3 separate regions of the Homo sapiens genome follow, and all the other regions are linked to region 1. Evidence: chromatin loops called from intact Hi-C (ENCODE). Cell type or tissue: endothelial cell of umbilical vein. All regions are shown on one strand.

Region 1 (8,000 bases):
TTTAAGGGATTGGAACAAGACTCTTATATACTGGCTGAAAACTCACCTCCTAAAATTATAGTCATTGGATATGAGAGCTGAGAGGGAACTTACAAATCTTTTATTGAGAGGCAGTGGAGTGTAGAGTTTAAAAGCGTGGCTTCGAACCCCATCAGCAAGCTACTTAACCTCCTTCCGTCTTTGTTTCCTGATCAGTTAGGTGGGGAGAAGAGCATTACCTACCTCGAAGGATTGTCCTGATGATTTAACAAGCTGCTATTTGTAATGTGCTTAGAACTATGACTAGCAGAAATTAGGAGCTGTAGAAATATTGCTTACATTAACACTCTTTTCCATCAGTCCTTTCACAGATGAGAAAATGGCAGAGGTGTGCGGTAAACTAGTTTCTTCACATTTATTCAGCGAGCTAATGACCTGCCTGGTCCTGGAACCCTGGGCTCCAGATTCTTCCCTTGTAGGGAAAAACAAGCCTCCATGAAGCAGGACCCCCACCCCATCCCGCCTGGAGCCATCACTGCCTGGCCTCGTGCTAACATCTCTTTCTTCAGAAATTCCACCAGACTAAACAGAGGAAGCTGCCCTGTCTCTAAGTCTAGCCTGCTGTGGCTGCTGAGAGTACTTGCAGCCTACATGCATCTCCAAACTGGCCCCCACTGCTGGGATTTGGAGACTGTTTTGGCAAAAAGTAAGAGGCCAGAAAGTCAAGTTATCTCTAACCTCTCCTCCAGAGAGTAGAATACCCCCAGTGTAGTCCCCAGTGACTGCATCCTATTCCATCAAAGCCGGGTATCACAGCTCACTTAACCTTTCCCTATTGTTAAGCAATTTGCTTTATTCCAAGTTTTGCTCTCATAAGTAATGCTGGGATAAATATTTTTGGTTTATTGACTTTTATTGCAGTTCTAATGATGTCTTTGGGGAGTACAATTTTGATGTCAAAAGGTAAACACATTTTTTAAATTCCTGGTGCATTTTCCCACGTGGCCTTCCATAAGATTTGTATCTTTTTACATTCCCATGGCAGGGGATGCTGTCTCACAGACTCTTCTCAGCAAGCAAACATTATATTTTCTACAAACGTTTGTTAATTTTGATGATTGGAAAGTATATCCTGTTATTTTTAAGTCAGTAGAATTCCAGCAGTTTTCTTCCCATCAAATACCATTTAACTTTCCATTTTGGAAGGAAGGAAGGGAGGGAGGGAGGGAGGAAGGGAAGGAAGGAAGGAAGGAAGGGAGGGAGGGAGGGAGGAGGGAGGGAGGGAGGGAGGGAAGGAAGGAAGGAAGAAAAGGAAAGGAAGGAGAGAGGTAGAAGAAACAGATAATATATCTCCTATTCAACTCCTTCATGGGCTTGTTGCGACAATAAAATGAGATAATATATTTCAAATGTTAAAGAGTGCTACATAAATGTCAAGTAGGAAAAAAATGAATTCCACAGTACTGACTTCCAGTGAGCACTTATGAATCCTATTAATTAAAAAGGCTTAGACAACTTCATGACATTTAACTGCACTATAGATAATTCACGTATATGGTCCTTGAGAATCTGAGCTGTTCTGGGAAATATGATAAAAATGCATGATATCTGCCAGGAAGATTGCAGTCTTTTGAGAGAAACTACTTTAAACCAAAAGCATGCTTTGTCCGGGTCTTAGAGAGCAGGCAGGGTGAGATGCGCTTTGCAGATCACACACCAGCTCGGCCATTTCCTGATGCTCAGACGAGGACTTTTCTTCAAGGAATGGGGCTGACTTTCATTACATTGCACTTCCCTGTTCTCAGGGAACACAACTGGATCTGCAGCAGATAGCTCCTCACATTTAGGAAACAGAATCGGCTTTTTAAATGTTTTGTTGATGCTGTAAATAATCGTGCTGATGTTGCTGCTTTAACCCTGCCAATCCCCTGGCTGGCTTTGTCACTCCCATCAGGTGCCCAAACATCTCCAGCAAAGCAGCTTTCTCCCATCACCCAACTTAAAACCTCAACCTGTCCCTGTTGTACTCCTATCCCCTCACGAACTTGACTTGTCTGTGGTATTTACACCACCTGATATCTTATGCATTTTTTTTCAGCTAATTGCAACTTTACTGATTTTAAAAGCATGTAGATATCTTTGAATTAAAAGAAACAAAACAATTTTTACAATTTTGAAATTCTAAGCACATTATGTACTTTTTTTTTTTTTTTTTTTTTTGAGACGGAGTCTCCATTGCCCAGGCTGGAGTGGTGTGACCTCGGCTCACTGCAACCTCCACCTTCCAGGTTCAAGCAATTTTTCTGTCTCAGCCTTCTGAGTAGCTGGGATTACAAGCACCCACTATCACAACCGGCTAATTTTTGTATTTTTAGTAGAGATGGGGTTTCACCTTGTTGGCCAGTCTGGCCTCAAACTCCTGACCTCAAATTCAAATGATCCACCTGCCTTGGCCTCCCAAAGTGCTAGGATTACAGGCATAAGCCACCATGCCCAACCTAAGATATGCTGTTATTATAGCATTGCAACTTCTTAGTGTTACAAAATCTGTACATTTAAACACATTAAATGAACCATTTATGCAGCCAACAAACATATTTTAAAAAGCTCATCATCACTGGTCATTAGAGAAATGCAAATCAAAACCACAAAGAGATACCATTTCATACCAGTCAGAATGGCAATTATTAAAAAGTCAGGAAACAACAGATGCTGGTGAAGCTGTGGAGAAACAGGAACACTTTTACACTGTTGGGAGTGTATATTAGTTCAACCATTGTGGAAGACAGTGTGGCAATTCCTCAAGGATCTAGAACCAGAAATACCATTTGGCCCAGCAATGCCCTTACTGGGTATATACCCAAAGGATTATAAATCATTCTACTATAAAGACACATTTATTTGTTTATTGCCTGTCTCTGTCCTTCAGAACGAAAGCTGTGCGAGGACAGAGACTTTGTCCACATTAGTTTAGGTTCTGTGTGTTCCCAGCAGTTGCTAGACTGACTGTCTATTAGAAAATGCTCAGCAAAAGCATAAGTAAGACTGTAACTACGGGATGAAAGTTCTTCTAAAAGTCCACAGAGAATGGCGGAAAGAGTAAGGGTCTACCATCAGAAGGAGGAATTCCGGTCTCTGCTCCTTATTAACTGGGACCTTCAGTAGAGTCATACAACTTCTGCTTTCTCTGAAAAGTGATATAAAATCTTGTGACTTTATAGCTGGGAAAAACTGAAATGATTTATAAAGGAGCCATTAGTGAACAACAAAGAGCTCCACAAATGTAACACTATACACACTTGGGATTCTGTCTCTCAGTTTTTGGTTTTTTTTGTTTTTTGATAGAACCATCAGTAGAGACTGGCTCTGCATCACCTGAGGCATCACAGAGCACTGGTGGAGCCCTTTCCTGGCTCCAGAGTCAGACAGACATGAGATGGATTCCAGGACCCACGGGTAATTAGCCACATGACCTGGGGCTGGTTACGCAACATCAGTGTAGCAGCTGATGCTTGGTTTGATGTGAACAATATGCACAATGAGGTGTATGAAACTCGTAGCAGATGCTTAGTGGTCATCTTTTCCTTGACTAGAATGTTTACTATTTCCAAGGGAGATGCATTCTCCATTGGAAAAGTATTTGGTTTTTAACCACAAAAAGAAAGAGGCCTCTTTCAAAGTTTTAATTCATAAGACAGTGTCACTTATGTCAGGTGATGGGGAAAATGCTTAAGGTGATGCTCTCTAGTGGCAAAAATACAGTCCTTAACTGCCCATTTTTGTCTACTAATAAAATTAAATAATAAACCACCATTGCTCTTGACCTTGGGGGAGAACATTTACCATCAGCATGCTTAAAGTCGAGTAAATCTGCTCTGCATTGGGACAGTCCCTCCTGTGGAAAGTCATGTTTATGTTTATCTAATGTCGTCTCCTGCAGCTGGGAAGTCTTGGTTTTCCAACTTTCAAGATAACCAGCAGTGAATATTAATAGGTGTGCTTCTCTTTGAAGCCAGAAAATGCATAAAATTCTGGATGTTCTCAACAAGACAGCAGAAAGGAGAAGGAGATTGACCTCAACTTGGAGCTTTTCCTGGCCAGGGCTGAGATGGCTCTTTTTCATTATAATATCTAATTTTATCCTCACAAAAGACCTTTGAGAAAAATGATGACATTTCTGATTTATAAATGAGAAAATGAAGTCTCATGGAAATTAAATAACTTGTCCACAATCACACAGCTAAAAGGGCCCCAATCCGAATCTCAGTCAAGTCTGATTGACACTTCAAGTCAATGTTCCACATTTGTACCTCAATAAATATTTGAGAAATATTTATTGAGCTCCTTTGCAAAAGTCATTGTGGTGTTTAGCCATTACTTTTAATAGCAAAACCACCACAATGACTTTTGCACCAACCTGGTATATACCAGGCATTGTTCCAAACACTGAAATGACAGTAATGAGCAAAACAAAGTCCATGCCTTCATGGAGTGCAGACTCCAGTTCAGGAGTAGAAATCAACACAGGCATATTACAGATATAGATAAGGTTGTTGATATGCACGTGGGTACAGGCAGAGCTATGCATATAGATAGAGATACAAGTGTAATCAGAGACACAGATGCAGTTATGATGATGGATGTGATACAGACATAGACATGGCCATGGACATAGACATAGACAGAGGTAGGTATTAATAGTAAGGAGGTAGAGCCAAGGGGAGGAGAACGATGCAAGGCACTATCTGGGACTGAGTAGTAGAGAAGGCCCCTTGTAAGAGCAATGCTGAATAGAGACCTGAACCAAGGCCTGAATGAAGCCCTAAGCATGATGAACAGGTGGGTGAGTTGATTTTAATTAAGTTTAGTAGGGATGGTATTGGGTGCTGCTCAAAGAATAGACTGTAGGGGGCGGTAGAGCATTGTGTCAGCAGGAAGATCAGGGAGGAAATGACTCAGTTGATTCTCATGGGAGATGAAGGACTGGACTAAGGAAGTGATAGAAATGGTCACTCCTTAGTCATCATAGAAGTCACTTCGATTTCCCTAGGGAACATAAAGTGAAGTCTTTTTACAAAAGACTGATTTACTTGAAGGTTTTGAGGGAACCAATGCATTATGGAACACATTATATACCAATACCATGCTTTCCCAAGTTATTAGAATAGTAACAGAATGGCATAAAACAGCATATCTTGTGTTATGATCCTGTTAAAAATTATAAGGCATTTAAGACTATAAGTGACTTCCACTCATCATGGCAAATTAAAGTCATGGCCCACTAGAAATGGGCTCTTGGTCCTCCTCATGTCTGACCTTCTTATTTTGCAAATAAAAAACTAAAGTCCAGAGATGAATAACTTGTCAGAGGTCACAAACTCAGTTAGAAGTGGTACCTACATCTGCTTGTAGCCAGAAGTTCCTTCATTCATTACTTTGCATGTATGCACATAGAAGAGGAAGAATTAATAATTTTTAAAATTAATAAAATGACCACAGTTCCACCCAAAGTTCACCTTATAAATGTATCTCCAAATTCCCTAACCCTAACCCTTATTTTTAATGCAAGCTCTCTTCAGGTAGAAATAGTCTAGAGACACTAGTGAGGACATTTGGAGGCATGAGGAAAACTCTTCAATCGTTAGTTATTACAACAGGACCTACTGAAAAAAAATTATGGCTTAAAATAATTACACATTTATTGATGGATATTTTCTTAATTACAGCTTCAGAATGGAGAACTTGAGTGTTTGGATTTTTTTTTCTTCAATTAAAACACAGAAAATAATGTTTTCAATCTCAAAGATGAGCATAAATGCATTAGGTTTGGAAAAGCTTACAGACCAGGTTCAGCCAAAAGTGAAATTTGATAGCTCCCTTGAATGCCTTCTTATTTGAGAGAAATGGGACACACCCTCAATTATGGCAAAATAAGCACAACCATTAATGTCATGCATGTTAATAAAAATTTTGGAGACTCCACAGAAAAGTTTATGATGTGTTTTCTAAACCACAGTATTTTGGCGATTGCTCAATAATTACAAGAGCCTGGGCCTTGCAGGACCCATTAGCTGTATCCAACATAAGCAGTGCATCCAGAGTTCTACAATGACGAGGGGGTAGGGAGGTTTTAAGAGCAAATAAACAAGGACACATAAAATCCCCAGAATGTCTCTTAAAGCCAAATTTCAAATCATTACCTCACATGGAAGAAAACATATGCATCCATATATATGTACCTAAAAAAATGTGTGTGTATGTACATATCATTTACTGCATCAGATATGCTGAGACCATACTGCATTATAAAGAGCACTAGAAAAAGAACTGCAGAACTTCTATTCTCGCGTGCATCTGCTACTAACAAATTACATGACCCTAGGCAGGGCAGGCCTCTCTGTGGGCCTCATTTTTCACCACTATTAAAGAAAGAGATTGCGTTCCATGATCACTAAGGTTTTCCTTTGAATATTTTTCTGACCCTGGGGGCTGTATTTAGAATTCTTGAAGCAAGAAATTAGCCACTTTTAAAGATTTGCTACTTTGACCTAGAAGTGTTCCCTGTTTTGTCCTTTGTTTTCCCATTAGAGAAGAGATTTAAATAAAAATGAAAGGAACTACTGTTGTTTTTCCAGACACAGTTTGTGTGTAATGAGGGAAGTGATTATCTCGGCAAAAGCACAGTTCCCTCATAAAGGTTCAAAATTAGCGCTTTTCCTCCCTCTAGTGGAAATGTAATGTATTTGATCTAAATTGAATTGGTTTCAGTATTTATCAAATTTTTAAAAAAAGAGAGAAAAAGAGTTGGCATATCTAAAACATAATCAGGGATTGAACCAAATGCAATTTGTTACAGGTTTTCCACACAAATGTCTTAAATATTTTACTTGTTTAAATAAATTCAAAATTAACAATGAAAAGCTGCAAAGTAGATTTAGATCAATTGAAGTTCTCCAAATGAAATAGACAAGTCCAGGCTGGGTGCGGTGGCTAACGCCTGAAATCCCAGCACTTTGGGAGGCCGAGGAGGGCGGATCACGAAGTCAAGAGATCAAAACCATCTTGGCCAACATAGTGATAATCCCATCTCTACTAAAAATACAAAAATTAGTCTGGCATGGTACCATGTGCCTGTAGTCCCAGCTACTCAAAAGGCTGAGGCAGGATAATCGCTTGAACCCGAGAGGCGGAGGTTGCAGTGAGCCAATATCGCACCACTGCACTCCAGCCTGGCGACAGAGCAAGATTCAGTCTAAAAAAAAAAAAGAAATACACAAGTCCACATTAGATGCTTGGTATTTAATTTATGCCCACATGCATCTGAAAATCAGTCCACGTATAAAAATTACTAGGTCAAAGCATGTCACTGAATAGGACAAGAAACACAGCACTAACAACATTAATAAGAAAGAAATGTTTACTCCATTGTAATTCGATCTAACATGTATGGTATCTGTTTTACATGAGGGTTTTCTGATTCCCTCTCTCTGAAACCTTTGTTAACTCCCTCAGGCAAAGTAAATCAGAATCAGACCAGGTTTGTCTGACCCACCTGTGCCAGGGTGGGCAGGACCACAGTGATGATCACCAGGTGTGTATGTCTGCCTCTCTATTGAGGGAGACTCTTCTTCTAATTATTTTTCTCTCCTTACAGTTGTAGAGCAACAGAGAGACATGGCGAATTGGAGAAATTGTGACTCCAAAGGTATTCCCATTCCATTGTCTAATAATCTGAACAGTTGTTTGTTTGTTGTAAGTAAAATCAAATAGCACCATGCTGGCTGAATTCAGTCTGCAAGCCACACCAAGGACAGCCTTGCTTAGCCCTGGAAGGCAGAGATTTTCCATGGAAGAGTTGTAACAAGATGTGTGCTTTAAAGCATGAAAAGAGTGAAAATGCAAAACCACACCTAAAAGGTTCTTAAAAATATCAAACATTCGACTGGGCACAGTGGCTCACACCCGTAATCCCAGCACTTTGGGAGGCCGAGGTGGGTGGATCACAAGGTCGGGAGTTTGAG
Region 2 (8,000 bases), 260 kb after region 1:
AGATGGTTTCACTGGTAAACTTCATCAAATATTTAAAGAATGTTTTTTAAAAAATCTAACAAAGTCACTCAAAGTAAATGAAGTGACAACTACTCACTTTATTTTATGACTACCATAACCCTGATACCCAAACTTGGAAAATTACAATAAAGTAATATTGTATAAATACAGATGCAAAAAATTTTATTAAATTTAGTAATTCAAATCCAGAAATATACAAGAAATATAATTCACCATAGTAACAGAATAAAAAATAAAAACCATATAATCATCTCAGTAGGTATTGAAGAAAATCTTTGACAAAAGTTAACTTCGTTTTGTGTAAGAACTTTCACTAAACCATGAATAGAAGAAAACCATGGCAGTTTGTTAAGGGATGTCTATAAAAAATAACAATGAGCTACTGACTGCTTTTTCTGTAACATTGAGAACAAGACAAGATTATCCACTCTTTCTATTTCTATCCTCCATAGTACTGGAAATCCAAATTAGGATAATTGGCAGAAAAGAGAAATAAAAGACATGAAGACTTGGATAGGTGAATGTAAATCTGGCATTTTTGTGGATGACATGTTTACTTATATAGAAAATTCGAAAATTCTAATAGATCCACACAAAACTATTAAGTACTAAATGAATTTAACTATGTGTAGAATACAAGTCAATATATAAAAAATTTATTGAGGACTAGCAACAAATATTTGAAAAATTAGTTTTAAAGAGTCCATTTTAATTTCATCAAAAATGCAAGATACTTAGGAATATATTTAACTAAATATGGGTAAGATTTTTACTTTGAAAATCTCAATCCATTGCTAAGTAAATAAATAGGACAAATGCAGTGTTCATGAATTGAAGGACTCAATGGTGTTACGACATCACTTCTCTCCAAATTGTCCTGTAGATTAAATGAACTCCCAAAGTCCCATCAGACATTTTTGTAGACATTGAGAAGTTGATTCTGAAGTTTATATGAAAATGCAAATAATCTATTAGGTTGATGCAAAAGTAATTGCAGTTTTTGCTATTAAAAGTAATAGACTAGCTAAAACCATCTTGAAAAAAGCAAAGTTGAAGGACTTGCGCTACTGGTTTCAAGATCACCTATACAACTAAAGTAATGAAGACATTATGGTTTTGGAATAAGGATGTTGAAAACAAGGATTGGCAAAATACTGCTGTGGGCAAAATAAAGCCGTTACTTGGTATCATACTGCCTGATATTCTACAGAGATAAGAATATGTTTTATATTTTTAAAAGTTTGACAAAACCAAAATAATAATCGTATTTTATGGCACTCAAAAATTATGTGAAAGTTAAATTTGTGTCCACGAAGAAAGTTTTACTGGAACACAGCCATGCTCATTTGTTTATCTGTTTTCTATGACTGCTTTCCCACTATAAGAACATAGTTAAATATTTGAATCACAGATCATTATGGACTGCAAGACCTAACATGATTACTCACATTGGCCCTTTATAGAAAAAAAATTCAATCCTTGCACAAATAGATCAAAAGAGCAGAATACAGAGGCCCGAAGTAGGCCCATATATGTAGGATAAATAAGCTTTCAACAAAAGAGCCCAGAAAAGTGTTCTCAACAAATAGATCTGTAACTGGGTAAGTACACGGGAAAATCTGAACCTAGATACTACTTCACATCCTAATAGAGTTAGTTCGTGATAGAGCATAGATTTAACTTAAAAGCTACTAGAAGAAAACATAGAAGAATATATTTGTAACCTTGAGGTAAATAGGGACTCATTTTTGAGAAGACACAAAAACAGCCATAAGAGAACAAGATTGATAAATTGGATTTGTCATAACGAAACCTAAAACCCAAGACAGGATGCCATTAAGAAAATTAAAAAGCAAGCCATAGAGTGGGAAAAAACATTCGCCATATAGTATCTGACAAAAGGCTTTGATCTGAAATATATAAAGAACTCCTGGGAGTCAATAATGAAATGAAACGAACCCAATTTAAAAAGTGGATACAAGACTTCTTTCTATAGCCACATCACGAAAGGAAATATATGATTAGCCAATAAATATAAGAAAATATGTTTGTGTTATGAATCATCCAGAAAATGCAAATTAAAACCACAATGGAATATTATTAAACGTTCACTAGAAAGATTAACCTTAAAAACCCTGACAGCACTAAATGTCACTTTAGTGCTGTTTCTGAGGTTGTTTCTCAGGCTGTTTTTGAGGATATGGAATAATGTTTCTGAGGATATGGAATAACTTGAACTTACATACCTTGGTATTAGGAATGTAAAATGACACAGCCTACTTGGAAAGTTGTTCCGTTTTCTCATAAAGTTACACATAAACCTATCTTAGGACCTAAGATTTTCACTCCTAGGTATTTACTCAAGATGCATACAAACATATTTTTACAAAAAGACTGAATAAGACTATTCATAATAATTTTATTCCCAACAGCCAAGAGCTGTCTCAGAGTTTTTTGACAATCCAAATATTTGTCAAAATGACAATGATTACAAAAATTCAATATAAAAATTGAAATATATTTTCCAAAAAAAGGATGAATCATTGCTATATACAACAAGATGGATAAATTTCAAAAGTATTTTTGTTTGTAAAAAGCTAGGCAATAGAGTGTATGTATTGCATGATTTCATTTAGATCGGGGTGTCCAGTCTTTTGGCTTCCTTGGGCCGGATTGGAAGAAGAATTGTCTTGGGCCACACATAAAATACTCTAACACTAACAATAGCTGATGAGCTAAAAAAATCATTTAAAAATCTCATCATGTTTTAAGAAAGTTTGTGAATTTGTGTTGGGCCACATTTAAAGCCATCCTGGGCCACATGAGGCCTACGGGCCACTGGTTGGACAAGCTTGATTCACATAAAGTTATAGAACAGATAAAATTAGTCTATGGTGATAGAAATGAGAACAGTTACTACTTAGTGTAATGGAGATTGATAGAATGAGGGCATGAGGGAATCTTGGCTTCAGACTTGTTTATGCTGTGGCTTTAAAGTGACAACTAAAAACTTAAATTTTATATGCCGAAATTATATTTTATTCACATATGTGTATTTATTTGAAGTGGATGAGATATTTAGTTATAGTCTTCAAAGATCTGTCAATCTTCTGAAATAAGGCTACTCTCAAATTTGTTGTGCAAATTGGTACAATAAATATCAAAGTGGCAAACTCTAGTTACAGACAGAATTGTGTCCACCCCTCCTGCCCAATTCATATGATGAAGTTGCATTTTTCAATGTGATTGTATTTGGAGATATTAACCTAAAGAGGTAAGTAAGGTGAAGTGAGGTCATAGGGTGGGGTCCTAATCGGATAGGTCGATGTCTCTGAAAGAAGAGGAGGAGACACCAAGGAGGTGTCTCTCCATGCACATCCACAGAGTCATGGCCATAAGAGGACACAGTGAAAAGGTGCCTTACCAGATGTCCATGCTGTTGGCACCCTGATCTTGGACTTTCAGCCGTCAGAACTGTGAGAAAATAAATTCATGCTGTTTAAGAAACCCAGTTTGCAGTATTTTGTTATGGTATCCTGAGCTGACTAATATAAATCTGCTGAGAGTTGTTAAGGAAGGTATGATGCTCTAGAATAGAGTTGGGCAGACTTTTTCTGTAAAGGGCTAGACAGTAAATATTTTAGGCTTTACAGACCATATAGTTTCTGTTGCAAATATGCAGCTCTTCTGTAGAGGGAAGAGTCATGGACAATATATAAACAAATAGGAGGGTCTGCGTTCCAATAAAACTTTATTCATAAAAGGTAGATGTCATTGTTCAAAGGGGACTATGAAAAAGAAAAAGTTGGTGCCTGCACCCATAGACATTCCCCACAACCCACTCTGACTCCACCGAGCACAGAGGACCAGCAGGTCCCTGGGAGTTGTGGGTCTCCTGGTCACCTAACTATTGGCTTGGGCAACACCTAAGGGAGTGGACAGTGCAACCCGCAAGGGCCTGCGCTGGGGCTAAGGAAATGTGGGTGCAGTGCCAGTGATTAGAGGGGCCTCCTCCAAGGCTTGTGAATGAACTTGGTAAGGGGAGTTCATCTCTCACCACCTCCTCCATTTCCCGCTCCTCAGAGCACTGCTGTGAAAGCACTGAAATACAAAACAGGTGCTAAGAGCCTAGTGCCATCTAGTGTGTCGCAGCCTGAATTACACCACGAAACAAAAATAAATTCCTCCAGCACGCATTGCTGGTGAAAACCAATGCAGGAAACTAGCCTCAACTAAGGAACCCATACAGAGCCTTGGTCCTCTGAAAGCACCCAGAAATGAAACCAAGTGACTATACGTAATATACAGCACTGTCTATAAAAACAACACACCCTTCCAAATGACAGCAACTTCAAAAGGATAAAGAAACACCAGCCCTCTCAGTTGAGGAGGAACCAGTGCAGGAACCCTTGCAATTCAGTAAGTCAGAGTGTCTCCTTACTTCCAAAGGATCGAACTAGCTCCCCAGCAATGGATCCTAACCAGACTTAGATGTCCAAAATGACAGACATAGAATTTAGAATCTGGATGACAAGGAAGCTCAATGAGATTCAAGAGAAAGTTAAAACCAATCCAAGGACCCCAGTAAAGTAATCCAAGAGTTGAAAGATGACATAGCCATTTTAAGAAAGAACCAAGCTGAACTTCTGGAATTGAAAAAATCACTACAGAAATTTCAAAATAAAATTGGAAGTCTTAACAACATAATAGAGCAAACTGAAGAAAGAATTTCAGAGCTCAAAGTCCAGTCTTTCAAGTCAACCCAGACAAAAATAAAAAAAAAATTAAAAAAAATAAACAGAACTTCTGAGAAATATGGGATTATTTAAAGAGACCAAACCTATGACTCACTGGCATTTCTGAGAGAGAAGAAAAGATAGTAAGCAACTTGAAAAACATATTTGAGGCTATAGGCCATGAAAAATTCCCCAGTCTTGGTGGAGAGATCAACATGCAAACTCAAGAAATGCAGAGAACCCCTGCAAGATACAAGACAACCATCCCTAAGACACACAGTTATCAGACTTTCCAAGGTCAATGCCAATAATGGTATTTCCTAGTTTCTCTTCTAGCATTTTTATAATTTTAGGTCTTCTATTTAAATACTTATTTAATCTTGAGTTGACTTTTGTATATGGTGAAAGATAGGGATCCAGTTTCAATCTTCTGCAATAACTACTAGCCAGTTATCCTAACACCATTTACTGAATTGGAAGTCTTTTCCCCATTGCTTGTTATTGTCGACTTTGTCGAAGATCAAGTGGTTGCAGGTATGCAGCTTTATTTCTAGGTTCTCTATCCTGTTTTGTTGGTCTATGTGTCTGTTTGTTTTTCCTTTTTTTTTTTTTTTAACCAGCATCATACTCTTTTGGTTACCATAGCCTTGTAGTATAGTCTTAAGTCAGGTAGTGAGGTGCCTCTGGCTTTTCTCTTTTTGCTTAGGATTGTTTTGGCAACTTGGGCTTTTTTGTTGTTGTTGCATAGGAATTTTAGGATAGTTTTTTTCTAATTCTATGAAAAATGACATTGGTAATTTGGTAACATTGAATCTGTAACTTGCTTTGGGCAGTATGGCCATATTAATATTAATTCTTCATATCCATTAACATGAAATATTTTTCCATTTATTTGTGTCATCTCTGATTTCTTTTAGCAGTGTATTTTAATTCTCATTGTAGCTACCTTTCTGATTTCTTTCAGCAGTGTATTTTAATTCTCATTACAGCTATCTTGATTAGCTGTATTCCTAGGTGTTTCATTCTTGGCTATTCTTTGGCTATTGTAAATGGGGTTGCATTCTTGATTTGGCTCTTAGCTCGGATATTATTAGTGTATAGAAATATTATTAATTTTTCTGCATTGATTTTGTATCCTGAAAATTTACTGAAGTGTTTTATCAGTTTTAGGAGCCTTTTGCCAGAGCCTGTGGGGTTTTCTAGGTATAGAACCATCATTTGTGAAGAATGATAATTTTGCCTCCTCTCTTCCTATTTGGATGCCTTTTATTCCTTCCTCTTGCCTGATTGTTCTGGCTAGGACATCCAGTACTAGTTGAATAGGAATGGTGAGAGTGGGAATCCTAGTCTTGTTCCAGTTCTCCAGGGGAATGCTTCCAGCTTTTGCTAATTCAGTAGAAGTTGCCTGTGGGTTTGTCATATATGGCTCTTATTATTTTAAGGTATGTTCCCTCAATGTCTAATTTTTTGACAGTTTTTTTTTATTATGAAAGGATGTTGAATTTTATTGAAAGCCTTTTCTACCTCTCTTAAGATTATGATTTTTTAAAAAAATTCTGTTTATGTGTTGAATCATATTTATTGATTTGCATATGTTGAACCAATCTTGAATCCCAGTAATGAAGCCTACTTCATTGTTATGAATTAACTTTTAGATGTGCTGCTAGCTTCAGATTGCTAGTATTTTGTTGAGGATTTTTGTGTCTATATTCATCAGGGATATTGGCCTGAAGATTTTTTTTTTGTTATTGTTGTATCTCTGCTAGGTTTTTGTGTCAGAATGATACTGGCTTTGTAGAATAAGTTAAGGAGAAGTCCCTTCTCCTCAGTGTTTTTGGAATAATTTCAGTAGAATTGGTACTAACTTTTCTTTGTATATCTGTTAAAATTTGGCTGTGAATGCTTGTAGTCCTGGGCTTTCTTTTAGTTGGTAGCCTTTTTATTACTAATTCAATTTTGAAACCTGTTATTGGTATCAGGATTTCAGTTTCTTCCTGGTTCAATCCTAGTAAGCTGTGTGTTTCCAGGAATTTATCCATTTCTTCTAGTTTTTCTAGTTTGTGTGCATAGAAGTGTTCATAAAAGTCTCTGAAGGTTTTTTGTATTTCTGTGGGGTTGGTTCTAATGTCACTTTTGTAATTTCTGATTGCATTTATTTTGATTTTATCAATTTTTTCTTTGTTAATCTAGCTAGTGGTCTGTTACTCTTGTTTATTCATTCAAAAAACAAACTTTGGTTTCATGGATCTTTTGTGTTAATGTTTGCATCTCAATTTATTTCAGATTAGCTCTGATTTCGGTTATTTATTTTTTGCTGCTAGACTTGGGGTTGGTTTGCTCTTGTTTTTATATTTCCTCTAGGTGTAATGTTAGGTTGTTAGAGATCTTTCTAACTTTTAGATATAGGCATTTTTTTAGATATAGGCATTTAGTGCAATAAACTTTCCTCTTGACACTGCTTTATCTATTTCCCAAAGAATCTGATATGTTGTGTCTTTGTTTTCATTAGTTTCAAATAATTTTTTGTTTCGGTCTTAATTTTATTCTTTATCCAAAAGCCATTCTAGAGTAGGTTGTGTAACTTCCATGTAATTGTTTGGCTTTGAGAGATCACCTTTGTATTGATTTCTATTTATCTTGTACTATGGTCTGTCTGAGAGTGTGGTTGGTATGATATTAATTTTTCTGAATTTGTCATGACTTGCTTTATGGCTCCATATGTGGTTAATCTTAAAGTATATGCCATGTGCAGATGAGAAGAATGCATATTCTATTATACTTTGGTGGAGCATTCTCTAGATGTCTACTAGGTCTGATTGGTCAAATGTTGAGTTTAAGATGAGAACGTCTTTGCTAGATTTCTGCCTCAATGAACTGTCTAACACCATCGGTGGGGTGTTAAAGTTTCCCACTACTATTATGTGGTTATCTAAATCTCTTTATAGATTTCTAATACTTCGTTTTATGAATCTGGGTGCTCCAATGTTTGGTGTGCATATATTTAGGATAGGTAGGTCTTCATGTTGAATTGAACAACATTATATAATGTCCTTCTTTGCCCTATTTGATCAGTGTTGGTTTAAAAATCTGTTTTGTCTGATATGAGAAGAGCACCCCCGATCATTGTTTTGCATTTGCCTGATAGATATTTCTCCATCCCTTTAATTTGAGCCTATGGGTGTTGTTACTCATGTAATGGGTCTCTTGAAGACAGTAGACAATTGAGTCTTGCTTCTTGGTTCA
Region 3 (8,000 bases), 220 kb after region 1:
TCACTTCGTTTTAACGTGGGGATTTTACCACTTGATCTTTTACAGGGCTGTCTGTGACCATTTCCATGGCAGCAGGATGCAGGGATTAATAAGGACACATACACATTATTCCACCAATTGACTTTGAAAAGTGGAGAAAGTGTATTCTTTAAAGAGAATTTACTTCTAAAAGCCACAGGTGCTTTTACAAAGCAAACTGCATTGAATTTAAAACTTCTAAAAATAACAGGCAAATATTGTAGCTATATTACAGTGGGATTTTAAAAATCTTGTTAAACATTCTATAAAGAAGTAAAACAAAATCCTTTTATCTCAGTTATTTGCCCATCACAAGCACATTTTTAAAATGTTGCTTTGTGTGTGTTTGACTTCTGCATTTGAGTATCAGTCTCAGGTCCTAGTTTACTTTCCCTGGTTGGAAATTTATTTCTTATTTCCTAACATTGAATTCGTTAGAAAAAACAGCGTCACCTCACTCTTCACCTGTCATGTTGATTTTCCTTATGAACCCGAAGCCATTTAGAAAATCCCTGTGTGTCAAAATTACATTCAAAAAGCTCTCCTTGTAATTGCAAGTTTAGTAACTCAGTAAGAACATGCCTGCGACTCCCTTTCTGGATGGAACCTGGGCTGTGGCTCTCTGTCGTTTGTGGTGCTGTGATGGTGTCTACTGTTAGAATAGCTTTTCTGGAGGTGGGTGGCAACTCCACGCGGGAGTCATTGGCTGGGCTTGAGCCCTCAGCCTGTGATATGTGGATGCAGCTGTCCAGCCACTGCCCTTTAACATGCCCAGCACACATGGGAGGCCTGTGGCCCTGTGTCCAGTGGCCCACAGGACACGCCTCCACCATATGCTCATCCTTCCTGCCTGAAATTGCTGCTGCCCATCGCATGAGCCCACACAGTAGCACCCCCGTCCTTAGGATGAGAGTCAGAGCCTTTGGAAAGGCTGCATCCCCAGGGCTAGAGCTCAGATGACCTTATTTCTAGAGGGACAGGCTGTTCTGTTGGAAGAGTCTCTGGCCCAGTCATGCACATCTGTAGCCCCAGCCATCCTTGTGCCTTCACCTCTGATGTGTTTCACAAGCACGTAGTTCAACCCAGATAGGGACCACAGAGATTCTGGGGCCAGCCAGGGGCAGTCAAATTGGCACCTACTGGCTCTGACTTTTTGTATGAAGCATGCCTCAGTTTCCTCATTTTGATCTAGATATAAAATTAAAATTGTCCATTTCCTATATAAATACCAGCAAGATCACTCTGAGATACATAAACTCGCATTTCCTTCTGTTTTAGTAAGGAGTGCCAGACTTATCTTTGATGGGAATACAGTATGAACCCTGCTTGATGTAAAATGGAAATAGCACACAGGCAGATGGCCCTGGGTTTGGACTTTGATCTTGCCATCATTCCCCAGTAAAACCTGGGGAGTTCTGCGTTGAGTGGACGGACTTATTCCTGTGAAGCGGCATAATTTGTCTCCATTGAAAAATGGCATTCACTCTTACAGATGGTGTTCACTGCAAGCCCCAGAAGCATATGGCATGTGTTCACTAAGAGGCCTTTAATCCTGGGGAGTAAGGGGCGAAGGCCCTTAGACAACCATGGCTGCTGTACTGCCGCCCAGGGTGGGTGGCCAGTGAGGACTGGCCTTAGCCCAGTGGACCTGTGGCTTCTCTGAGGCCCTTGAGTAACTGACCACATTTGGAGGTTTTGCTGGAAATGCCTGACCTCTCAGTCTGGCTCTGCTGTGTAGTCCATAGCCCAGCCAGATGAGCTTGCAGCCTCATAGGAGGTCAGCACCTTGCAAAGATGCAGTCACCATAGATGTCCACGTAGCAGAGACTGACTTAGGATCTGAGATAAAGCATCGGATTGCAGGAATAACTGTCCAAATTAGTTCTTCCTCCTCAACTCATAGGAGTAGCTGTGGACAGAGGAACCAACATCTGCCACCTCTGGCATTTTCTTTCTTTTTTTTTCTTTTTGAGACGGAGTTTCGCTTTTGTCCCCCAAGCTGGAGTACAATGACAGGATCTCGGCTCACTGCAAGCTCTGCCTCCCGGGTTCAAGCGATTCTCCTGCCTCAGCCTCCCAAGTAGCTGGGATTACAGGCACCCACCACCTCACCCAGCTAATTTTTGTATTTTCAGTAGAGACGGGGTTTCACCATGTTGGCCAGGCTACTCTCAAACTCCTGACCTCAGGTGATCTGCCCACCTCGGCTTCCCAAAGTGCTGGAATTACAGGCCTGAGCCACCCCACCCGGCCTATTTTCTTAAAGGGGAACAAATGATCTTGACAACATATTATTCCATAAAACCAGTTTAGGGCACAGGCCAGTTCCTGATTAGAACACAGGACCTGTGGGAGGGACTATCAGAGATGCAAAAATTACTTCAAGATGAGTTTATTGTTTTCATTTGTATTGCAAAAGTTAGAAGTCATTTTACAAATTAAAAAAACATTTTTTTCTTGGTAGTCTTTAAAAATTAGGGGATTGAAAGGATCCAGGATGGGCTTTGTGTGTGTGTCTCAGATTCTCATTTATTAGTGAGCACACCTGTGTATATATATAAATCACAAGGAGATCATCAAGGGAAAACATTTTGCATGTGTAAAGCTTCATGAAGTTCTCTTTAAAAAATACCAAAGCTTGTTTATTTCTGATAATTAACCTAAGCCCTTATGAAAATAAACAAAATGAAGGGATTATGACAGGTATTACCAAAAACACCAAAAGGAACAAAGGGGCCTGCGTTAAAACCTAATTGCTAATGCTTCACAACTAGGAGAGCATGCCGTCTTGATGTTTAAAAAACCCAGGGTCTCCACCCTTCCTTTGATTTGTGCAATTCTGTCTTCCACAGTTCCGGAGCCTTCAGTGAGGGGTAGCTACATGCCCCATGCCTGCCCTTTCTTTCCTTCTTTGCTCACTTTACTATGGGTGTATTTTAATCTTGTATAAAAATATGCATGAATGAGTCATGCACATGTATACGTTATGTATTTGACAAGTGGTGGTGAAACAAAATCAAAACAGATTTGATTTGTGTTTTTGAAATGTCAGTACATTTTGTGCCACTAACACTGTGATGTATAAAAGAGCTGTTTGAATGCCTTTTAATGTTGTGTTTTGTACTCTGGAATCATATGGAAAAAGTTTGATTTGTAATTTCAATACATATTTTAAATGTATTGTGTCTTACGTAGTTTGTCCCCCCCTTTAGCAGGGATTCCTTTTTAAAGCTATTTTGGCTGGAATACAGGTGACTTTTGTAAACCCCGCGTGGCTCCGTCTTTTGTAGATGCTTATCTGACTACTGGCCTGAAGATGGAAAATATTCTATCTTCAGTCTTCAATATTTAATCTATTGAAGATTGAAAATATTCAATGTGGGAACTGGGGGTGGAGGGAGAAAGGGTGAGGCAGGGGAGGGATCTTATATCACTGGGAAAACAGCTCTTGTATCCTGAGATTTTCTGTTTTAGGAATGTTCTCAACTCCTAGATGCCAAAATTACTTGGTTTGTTGGGTGTATCAACCCGTCCAGCCATTCCTGGCTCCCTCTTGTGGTGCCCAACCGGTACTGCAGCATCAGGAAGCATCTCATCCCCACTCAGGGCGCTCTGCTTCCATCCGCAAAGACAAGTTCCTTACAGACCTGTCACATTTTATGAGTTGCAGCATGAAAATCAGGAGGCATCCTTTATCTGCTGGGGGTGGGGAGAAAGTGGAATAAATATGGATCCTTCTCATTTCGTAGGAGAGATAATAATGAGCTGAAGATGTGGTGGTTCACCTTGATTTTCATTCACCTCACTCCAGCTTGGAGGAGAATCTATACCTCATGCGTTCATATGATGCTCAAGTCTGGAATAGGCAACTGGTTCCTTGTCCTGTGTTTAAGTTTTAAATCCATTCTTTATATCTACAGGTGCACATTAAGGGAGTGGATTTTGTTAACTGGTGATTCATAGTGGGCACTGAAGACTCAATATATCTGCCCTCAAGGAGCTCTTAGTCTCAAGGGGTTGACAGATAAGTCAGTCAATTATCATAAGAAGGTGGAATAAGTTCAATGGTAGACGCACGCTCAGCAGGCTTTGCGGGCACAGCACAGCCCTTCGGCCAGGCCGGAAGGTCAGGGAAGGCTGTCCAGAGGACGCCATGTATGAGCTCGCTCTTGTAGACAAGTAGGAACTAGCCAAGCAAAACTGAGAAGTGTGTTCAAAGGAAGGGCCCAGTTCAACAAGCGCACAGAGTTTGGTCCAACTGGCGTGTCGGGGTTGGAGAGTTACTCAAATGTCTGACCTGGTGGGGGCACAGTGTGCCGAACTCAGGAACTGGACCTTCATGATAAAGGCTGTGTGGGAGGAGTGAGTTAGGGTCCTAGGGCTGCTGTCACAAAGGACCACACACCAGGGGCTACAACAACAGAGCTTTACTGTCTTCCAGGTCTGGAGGTTGGAAACTGAAGGTTCAGGTATCTGCAGGGCTGGAATCTTCTGAGAGCGGTAAGGAGGATGCCCGTGTTGCTCTGCAACTTCCTGGTACTGCTGGCAGTCCTGGGTGTTCCTTGGCTGGTAGATGCACCCCCAGTCTCTGCCTGCAGGTTCCCACGGCGTTCTCCCTGTGTGCACGCCTGTGGACACAGCTCCTTCATCTAAGGGCAAAGTCATATTGGATTAGAGCCTACCCTGATGACCTCATCTTCACTCGATCATCTGCAAAGACCCTATTTACAAATAAGGTCAAGTTCACAGGTTCTGGGGGTTAGGCTTCAACACTTTTTGTGGGAAACACAACTCACCTCCATAGGAGGGAGCACGGACTCTGAGTGGGCTGTCTGGCCCCAGGGAGGTCAACCAGAGAAGGTGGACGGGTACAGCAGGTGGCGGGGCTCCGTTGCCGGTGGTGCTGCCTCAGGTGCAGTCCAGAAGCAGTTCTTCCCTACGCTGGGTTGCACATCAATTCTTGAAGCGGGCCTGGAATGTAGGAATTGCCCCCCAGAAAACACTGCCAAAAAACAATGATGGTTAAGCAAAATAAATCCATATTTCTGTGTCTACCTAGGTACATATATTTGTTTCTAAAAATTGAAAAAGAAATTTGCCAGCAAAGAGTCTTATCAACTCTTAGAGGAACCCAAATTACAGGGCATAGAAGGTGGGAATGGCACAGACTTTGATAGCATGTGCTTATCTAGAAGGTATTCTAAACTTGACTTGTTTGCAGGAGGTACATGAGAGATTATAACTGCTGATGTGGCTCGACCACAAGACAGTGTCCATTACTCAGCTCAGCTCAGCTCATCTCTGTCTATACCAGTGAGCAACTCAGCCATTTAAAAACAGCAATTGCTGCCCACGACCTGGTGTTGGCTACTCGCTCTTCTCTAGCTAAAGTCACCCAGGATGTGCATTTTCGGATGAAGCCAACATCGAATGGGGCCCAGAGCAGCAGGGTGGAGAGCTGCAGTGGCTGCTATAGCCAGGGAAGGCTGGAGCCACATCGCAGGAGGGTGACTTCCCGTGCATGTGACAGCCTGGGAGCACCTGTTTCCTGTTTGAACATTGGGATAAAAAGTCTTGCACAGGATTTTTCTGAGGATAAATGAGGAAATGACAAGTAAAACATAGAGTACATTTTGGTGATAAAATATTAAGTTGCTCATGCAGTTCCACTGTGAATGTGGATGAGGCTCCCAACAAGGGTACCCACTCAGCACTCCTGCTTCAAGCACAGAAGGACCCTCTTCCCTCCTGTTTTCCTTGTAGGACCTGAGAAACGAACAGCTCACATCATGGCTCATGCTACCCAGGGGTGCAAGGAAGTGGTTGTGCGTACAGCCTGTGGTTAATGCAAAGAAAAATGGAGTCAATATTTTCATATTGGAAAATCTGAATTTGCAGTATCAAAAGTCATTCACTTGTTCTCCTAGGCAACTATCTGGGTCTTTTTAAAATATATTTTTATTTATTCTTATTTTTTCTCACTGACTTAACAGAATTCATTCAGAACGTGAGTACATGTGATGTGTTTTTTACTGCACAAGAAAGATCCAACAAGGGGTAGTCTCTTCTCACTTCTCAGAATTTATCAGCTTATCACAACTTTTATGAAAAGCCCAAAATGCAAAAGGGAATAACGTTTCAAAAGCTTCTGACAGTTGGACTCCATGTTCCTTTTATCCAGGGGTTTAAGAAATTAACATTGTAAATAGGTTTTCATATTTGCCTGCTGTTATTGGACACATAGTGGTGACTTACTGAATGCCTGTCAGATAAAGGAATTAAACTCCTGTTGCTGGGGGTGTGTGTGTGCAAGAGCCTGTATGAAGTACATGTGTGAGTGTGCATGTGTGTCTATGTGTGTGACTGTGTGTATGAATGTGTGTATTTGTAGTGTGGGAAGTGTATTAGTCCATTTTCATGCTGCTGATTAAGACATCTGAGACTGGGAAGAAAAAGAGGCTTAATTGGACTTACAGTTCCACATGGCGGGGGAGGCCTCAGAGTCATGGTGGCTTCTTAAATGGCAGTGGCAAGAGAAAAATGAGGAAGAAGCAAAAGCAGAAAGCCCTGATAAACCCATCACATCTCGTGAGACTTCTTCACTATCACGAGAATAGCGCAGGAAAGACCAGCACCAGTGATTCAAGTACCTTCCTCGGGGTCCCTCTCACAACATGTGGGAATTCTGAGATATACAATTCAAGTTGAGATTTTGGTGGGGACACAGCCAAACCAGTCACTTGGGATGGTTCAGCTACAAAAAAGCCTTACGCTTGAACTGGAGGTGTAGACAGTCCAGAAGCAAAAGCCTCAACTGTAGTTGGAAGAAATCCCTATTGTGAGCTGAGAACCTCTTCTGAGCCAGGCATTTGCTCACTGCTTTCCATGGGTTGTGTTTCATGCTCACAAAGCTGCGAGTCTTATCTTCATATCACTGGGGCTTGGAGAGGCCCATTTGCCACAAGTGACACCAAGGATAAGTGGCTGGTGAAGCTGGGAACCCAAGTCTGCCCTGCGGGGACCCAGTGTTCCTCCCACCACACATGGCTTCCCTGGGCCTCTTCCTGATTTACCCTGACTGGCACACAGAGACTTGTCTCAGCCATGTGGGGTGGTTTCCTTTCTGTTCCTGGGATAGTTTAAATCCTGCATCTGAAGATCGCATCCCAGGAGAAGAAACCCAGTCCTGTCTGTTTTCAAGCCAGCAAGATGAATGAGAAAAATGAGCTCAGGAAATCCTGAGGGGGAAATAGCTGCTCTCAGGCACACCCGTACGATCTCAGATGATTTCAGAGATTACAGGCAAAACATGGCTCATCTCCACCTTCAGATAATCGCATACACAAGGACCTTCCAGGGGATAAGCATCAGGTGGGAGATGGTGCCCATCGCAGGACAAACACTGCGCTTCCTGAATCAACATGTTGTTCACAGGAGAAACTAATTATCAAAACCACCCTGGGACGTAAACTATTATTATCACAATTCTTCACTTTAGGCAAGAAAATTAAGGCTTAGAATCATTAAGAGTCTTGCCCTATAACAAACAACGAGCAGACCATGGGGCCCGGCCCAACCCCACAGCCAGTAGGAACACACCTAGGCAGGGTTCAGTAAGACACCCAAAGCCACGTGAAGGTCAAGGATGGGCCAACAGTGCTCAGAGGAGCCTCCCTGCAGAAAGGGTGTTAGGGAGACTGCAGTAGGGGCCACGTTGCTTGGAATTAGGGGGTGGCCACAGCATGGGGACCTTTCTAAGCTATGTTTCCTTGGCAGCAAAGTACTTCATAGGAAACGATCACCTTGGAAATTAAGATTTCCACAATCTGAAGCAGAATTAATCCAAGAGCCAAAATGACATTGAAAACTGCAGAGGTAAGTGCTGGTGAAGTCTACTCAACCTTCTGGAAGAGATTCACTTTCACCTAAAGCCAAGTATGAATGCACAGACAGCAGCTAAAACACAGCTGTCTTGGGTGCCA

The links. A loop is a pair of places that touch in the nucleus more often than their neighbours do. Peaks named below come from ENCODE experiments on the same cell type or tissue, not always from the same donor. Only the 100,000 strongest peaks of a DNase experiment are listed, where the experiment ranks them.
Region 2: a loop joins it to region 1, with 11 times the contacts of the local background. A loop is called at or near these places in 8 of 110 quality-filtered maps.
Region 3: it touches region 1 in a loop (15-fold over the local background); 22 of 110 quality-filtered maps call a loop at or near these places.

Annotation. Positions count from the first base shown.
Region 1 is chr2:6,821,725-6,829,724 of GRCh38, forward strand. NRIR (negative regulator of interferon response) reads right to left here. Exons shown (of 4, transcript NR_126359.1): 4 at 6,830-7,231. Among named protein-coding and RNA genes, the nearest start is that of NRIR, 15 kb to the right of the region's middle. RefSeq lists an enhancer at 4,674-4,968. In endothelial cell of umbilical vein, a CTCF peak has its summit at 4,880 (motif pointing right); a DNase peak (open chromatin) is centred at 4,997; H3K27ac peaks cover 392 bases.
Region 2 is chr2:7,079,915-7,087,914 of GRCh38, forward strand. No RefSeq gene overlaps it. Among named protein-coding and RNA genes, the nearest start is that of GRASLND, 170 kb to the left of the region's middle. In endothelial cell of umbilical vein, a CTCF peak has its summit at 4,167 (motif pointing left); a DNase peak (open chromatin) is centred at 4,147; H3K27me3 peaks cover 223 bases.
Region 3 is chr2:7,040,897-7,048,896 of GRCh38, forward strand. RNF144A (ring finger protein 144A) reads left to right here. Exons shown (of 9, transcript NM_014746.6): 9 at 1-3,283. Among named protein-coding and RNA genes, the nearest start is that of GRASLND, 130 kb to the left of the region's middle. RefSeq lists a silencer at 3,182-3,476. In endothelial cell of umbilical vein, a CTCF peak has its summit at 3,591 (motif pointing left); a DNase peak (open chromatin) is centred at 3,565.